2 separate regions of the Homo sapiens genome follow, and region 1 is linked to region 2. The links are chromatin loops, found by intact Hi-C in ENCODE. Cell type or tissue: ovary. All regions are shown on one strand. Each heading gives the region's core, and the rest is flanking DNA. Links, peaks and the distances in the headings are about the cores only.

Evidence for each region. A loop is a pair of places that touch in the nucleus more often than their neighbours do. Peaks named below come from ENCODE experiments on the same cell type or tissue, not always from the same donor. Only the 100,000 strongest peaks of a DNase experiment are listed, where the experiment ranks them.
Region 1: it touches region 2 in a loop (6-fold over the local background); 82 of 110 quality-filtered maps call a loop at or near these places.

What each region holds. Positions count from the first base shown.
Region 1 is chr2:73,155,340-73,158,244 of GRCh38, forward strand. No RefSeq gene overlaps it. Among named protein-coding and RNA genes, the nearest start is that of RAB11FIP5, 44 kb to the left of the region's middle. In ovary, for the core only: no CTCF peak of the experiment used is centred there; a DNase peak (open chromatin) is centred at 1,522.
Region 2 is chr2:72,891,342-72,894,246 of GRCh38, forward strand. SPR (sepiapterin reductase) reads left to right here. Exons shown (of 3, transcript NM_003124.5): 3 at 6-817. The coding sequence ends at 196. Among named protein-coding and RNA genes, the nearest start is that of SPR, 5.4 kb to the left of the region's middle. RefSeq lists enhancers at 839-1,340, 2,178-2,267, 2,668-2,905. In ovary, for the core only: a CTCF peak has its summit at 1,558 (motif pointing right); a DNase peak (open chromatin) is centred at 1,555.

The DNA.
Region 1 (2,905 bases), core at 212-2,711, 260 kb after region 2:
GTTTTTTTCTAATCCTAGCTTGCTAAAGTTTAATGAATTCTACTGAAAGCTGAGGTCCTATGTGGTTCAACATAGATACAGAGTCCTATTCAAATATGTGTTATTTGGCTTCCAAACAGAAATCAAAAAGAAATTCAACTTATACTCCACTAGAACACACTTTTCAAGACCCATTTGATTTCCCTCTCCCAGTTCTCTTTTACCCTAGAGCTCTTCTGGAAACCCTCATACTTAAGCCCCAATGCAGGGACCCCGCCCCACCCCACATGGACTTCCTTTCTCTAACTACCCCGTCAACACACCTGTTTATATTGTATAGATAAACTTCGTTTTTCTGGCTGAAGGCCCCACCTTCCCTCCAGCCTCTTAATTTTGTCTGTTTTCCCACTCTGGACCATACATGATAAAAGATCCTGGGACCAGATTGGCAAAGTTTCTTTAGAGGGCGGGCAAGTGGACACATTTTTTTTTTTTTTTTTTTTTTTAAGACGGTGTCTTGCTATGTCACCCAGGCTGGAGTGCAGTGGTGCCATCTCGGCTCACTGCAACCTCTGCCTCCCAGGTTCAAGTGATACTCCTGCCTCAGCCTCCTGAGTAGCTGGGACTACAGGTGTCCGCCACCACACCCAGCTAATTTTTGTATTTTTAGTAGATACGGGGTTTTGCCATGTTTGCCAGGCTGGTCTCTAATTCCTGACCTCAAGTGATCCACCCACCTTGGCCTCCCAAAGTGCTGGGATTACAGGCGTGAGCCATCACGCCCGGCTTCATCCACTTTTAGACTCTCCTGCCCCTTGCATTCACCACACGCTCCCTTGGGTTCTCTCCCACCTCTCTGGTATATACACCCCCAGTCCCTCCCATGCTGATGCTCCCCAGTGCTTCTGCCTTGGACCTGCCTTTATCCCGAAACCTGGGAACTCTCAGCCACTTCATAGCTTGCATGGTTGCACACAAAATGATTATCCCAAATCTGCATATTTAACCCCAACCTTTCCCCAGAGCTCCAGAATTATTTATCAATTGCCAGTACACATCTCCTACAGGATGTCCTCAGGACCTCACGTTCCACAAAACCCTACTCACTTTCCCTGACCGCCACCACACGGCCCCTCTTCTGTATTCCTATCCGAGTTCTGGATGTCATCCAGGAGACAAAGGTGGAAGTCAGCTCCCCAGGCCCTCACAGTTGCTCCCCACATGCAATGGCTTATCAGAACTTTCCCATCACATCCAAACTCCTATCCCGGCTCCATCCCCGCTGTCACGGTCTTTGTACAACACTGATTGCCTCCTACCAGGTCTCATGCTCCAGCCTCCTGCCTGGTCTCCTGACTGGGGCTTGCAGTCTTCTGGCGCTACCCCTCTGTTCCGCTGCCACTGGAACGTGCGCCCCCAAGTCCCCACCAGGCAACTTCCGCAGGGCGCAGTGATGAACCGAGGGCGCCCTCTGCTGCTGTCCCAGAACTCCCACTCCAGTGAGCAGCTCGGCTCCCGGAGGCGCTGCCAGATCAGGGTTCTGACTTCCTTCTCTCCAAGAAATCAGGTCGCTTGGCTCCAGCCAGGAAGGCCGCCCCCATTGCGGGCTGCGAGCAGTGAGAAAGTCGGTCATCATTCCTTTCCCAGACCCAGGTCAACCTCACTGCCCCCACTGATCCACAAGACGCACGGCCCTCCCTCCCCTAGCTCACAGCCTGAGGGGTACCTCCCGAAAGCAGAAGACCCCCACGCCCCTGGGCTCAGTCAGACTGAGCCAGTGTGAGGGGGGTGCAGCCTGCCGGACCTGGACTCTGGGAGTGGACAGCTGTCACCTGTCCTTCGGGTGCTTAGAAAGAGTTGCTCCTTCGGATGCAGCCCTGAGGACGTGCAACTCAAAAGGCGCTCTTCCTCCTGGATGGAAGGGGGAACGCCTGGGGGACAGCGTGAAGTCCCGCAGCGCGACGCCCTGAAAGCAGCCTGGATTTCATTCTCCCGTAGCATCTTATTTTATTTTATTTTATTTTTTGACGGAGTCTTGCTCTATCGCCCAGGCTGGAGTGCAGTTGCGCAATCTGGGCTCACTGCAACCTCCACCTCCCGGGTTCACACCATTCTCCTGCCTCAGCCTCCCGAGTAGCTGGGACTACAGGCGCCGGCCACCGCGCCCGGCTAATTTTTTTGTAGCTTTAGTAGAGACGGGGTTTCACCGTGTTAGCCAGGATGGTCTCGATCTCCTGACCTCGGGATCCACCTACCTCGGCCTCCCAAAGTGCTGGGATTACAGGCGAGAGCCACCGCGCCCGGCCTCCCGTAGCATCTCATTAAGGTGTCCTGGGTTCACACCTCTGCCGCTTCTAAAATGGATCCCATAGCCTCATGGAGAGATAAACAAGTAACAAACGCGAAGATGGTGGAAGGAGGCCAACAGACTCCTTTTAGAAGATAAAGTCATCTGGATGTGGTGGTTGATTAAAGTCACTAAATAAATGTTAATATTTATTGACTGCTCCTGAGTGCCAGGCTCTGTGTGGAGTCTGAGGAAGAGGGGGGAGTCTCCCCCAAGCTTCTAGCCTGAGAAACTGATGGGAACAGGGAAGAACAGATTGAGTGAGGCTAGGGGTGTGCGATGATGGGTCCTGCGTGGGACAAGCTGAGTGTGTGGGGTGTTTCCCAGCGAGGGGCTCATTAGGTGGCTGCTATTCAGGTTAGCACTAGGGGGGACAGCAGGGAGCTGATGGGATCTGTTGGGAGCCCTCGACAGACAGAGGTCACTGAAGCCATGGGGGTGAGCCAGCCCCCAGAGAGGGAGTGTAGAGTGAGGAGAGGACAACAGAGCCAAACCTGAAGGTCACTGGCTCTGAAGCACAGGAGCCCACAGAGGAGCAGTTAGACAGGTAGGGAGAGAGTGTGTGACCTGGAAACCCAG
Region 2 (2,905 bases), core at 139-2,638:
TCTAGGTCCTCTGGACACAGACATGCAGCAGTTGGCCCGGGAGACCTCCGTGGACCCAGACATGCGAAAAGGGCTGCAGGAGCTGAAGGCAAAGGGGAAGCTGGTGGATTGCAAGGTGTCAGCCCAGAAACTGCTGAGCTTACTGGAAAAGGACGAGTTCAAGTCTGGAGCCCACGTGGACTTCTATGACAAATAAGCCCATGTTTTTGGCTTCCTGAACCTTTTTGCCCCCACTTTTAGACATACCCCAGAGCCCTGTGGCTCCCCACACCCTGCCATAGGGGCAGTCCTGCCTTACACATAGAAGCATTCATGCCTGCTGCCCTGCCCTCAGGCACAGCCAGCTGTGAGCTCCCAGGTCATTGGCCTTACCAGTTGTCAGGAGTCTGTGCTGTGCACCCTGGGTTATAAGGAGGCTTAGGAGAGAGGTTATGGGTATTGGTGTCTCTATCCCCAGGAATAGAACTTAAGGGGTGGGAAGAACAGGAAAAGAAGCTGGAACACAGAAGAGAGGAGGTTGTGTCTCTTGCTCATAGCAAGCCTGTGGGTAGAGGAAAGAGTGATCTGGTGTCGAATAGGAGGACCCATGTAGATTCGCAGATGGCCTGGATGGGAGGAAGGGCAGACGGTACATGTCCCAGCCCACATAGATGCCCCTTGCTGAGGGTAGCAGGACCTTCTGTTGAACTTTGTGTCCTCACTCTGATGTCTCCTTCCTTCAGAATCTACCACCCCTCCCCCAGGCTGGGAGAAGGGGCTCCTGGGTGTCTGTATACACGCCAAAGGCAGATACAAATAAAATACAGATTGTCCTTTCTTCATGCTTGCTTTCTCCTCTGATACAGGGCCTATGACTGACTGCCTGGTTCACTGGGCCCAAGGCCATTCCCAAGGCAGTTAACCCAAAAGTGAGGTGTTGTCCTTATTTCCTAGGGAGCTTTCCGGGGGCCATCTGCCTCCAGTCATCAGGCCCCACTCAGTGGCAAGCCCAGGTGCAAAGTTGCCCACAATCGGCATGCCTGCTTTTTTGTGCTGTTGCCCACGCTGACCCCAGCCTTGATAGCCCTTTTCTCACCCTGGGCTATTCAGAATACCCATCTTTTAGGGCCCAGCTTACAGCCTGCCCTCCACATGGCCCTAAAGCCTGGGTCCTTTCCCCAACTCTGTGGATTGCCAATTCCACCCCCTGTCCACGTGGCAATGCTGTGAATGGATGCCAGCTGCTATTGGCCCTTTTGGCATTGTCCATCTGGCCCATGGTCCAGGTCGTCAGTGGGGTGGGCTTAGGACCAGCATGCCTTTGGGGGAGATGGGCAAGATTCCAAGAAAGGGAAGCTCTGAGAAATCAGGGCTGCAACCAAGCCAATCCTTGTGCAGGTTGGTAGACATAGGCTGGGCTGCGAGCTCCACGGCAGTGGTGGTCTGCAGCCAGCACCCTGGCCCCTGGCCATATTTGGGAGAAGGAAGCGTGGTCCCCTGCCCGCTGACTCCAGGACTCAGCCTGCCTCTGAGTGTGCAGAAGGGAACTCCTCCTTGTGCTCAGCAGAGGGCGCATGGAGGCCGCGCCTTTTGCTGAAGGGCAGGCCCTAGGCTGAAGCTGGCAGTGCCCTGCCTGCTCCCCTAGGAGGGAATGGGCGAACTTTTACCTGGTCCAGCAGATGCCTTGCCCTCATGCCCCCATCGAAGTAGAAATCACTGGGCTCAGGTTCCTGCTCTGCCACAGCTGGTAACCCAGGGCAAGTTTCTTCTCTGTGCCTCAGTTTCCTTATCTGAAAAATGTGGATTATAATGGCACCTACCCTGAAGGGTTATTTTGAACATTAAGTGACCTAATGTTTGTAAATGTTCAGCACAGTGCTAGCATTGTGGTAAATGCCCTGTAGATGCTAATATTATTTATTGCCTTTAAATATCAAGATCCAGCTCATCCTGGAACTCTGCTGGAAGCCTCCTCTCCTCTAGACAGTTCAGACATCCTCCCCTGCCTGACTTGAGGCAAAAACTCTCACTGTACTGCCCCTATTCAGCCTCCTGGAGGTGAGGGTGGGGTCTGGTCTGGATACCTTGTCTTGGATTTACAGGAAAATGTGTGAACTTTGGAGTCAGGAACCTTCAGTCCCACTACCTTGTCTATGACAGAGATGCTGTGGGGTGTTGGGCAGAGCCCTGCTCTCTCTCTGGGCTTCAGTTTCCTTAGAGCAGTGAACTCCAAGATTCTTTCCTGGACACCTTCGTCTGAGGTGTTTCCAGTGTGGTGAGGCCATGGATTATGGCAGCCTGGGCTGCCTTTCATGACGTGGTGGGTGGTGGGTAGGTTTCCTCACCAGGCCCCTTGCTCCTGTGGGAGTGTGAGGGTGGGCAGTGCCAGTCCAGCTCCTTGTGGATGATCATCGGGGTTGACTCTGTACCTCCCCTCTAGGCTGGTTGGCCAGGGGCTTAGTGAGGAGTACCGCTTGTCCCCACGAGGTGGCGAGGCCCTCCCATGCCTGACATTTGTCTTCTCTGAGCCCAGAGATGTAAGAGCTTCGGAAGTGCTCTCTTGGGCTATCTCTCCCTGCAGCCCAGGATTCTGGACTCTCGGGCCCCCAGGGAATTGGGGAGATCAGAGATGGGCAGCATCACTCTTCCTGTCAGGTCCCGAGGCCTCTTCAGTGACCCACAGTCTCTGCCCTCAGGGATTTCCCAGACCTTGCTCCCAGCCCTGGACTCAGCCTCCCCAGGTCCACCCACACTGAGGCATGGAGGCTTTTGTGGCGGCCTCCAGGCCATAAGCAGCCACCCTCCAGGGGCTAACCATCTGTGTTCCCCAACCGCATGACCTGGCCTTGGCCACCGCACACATGAGCACACGTGAGTGCACACACACAAATACATGCCTGCACATGCCCAGGGCCCAGCTGCTGGA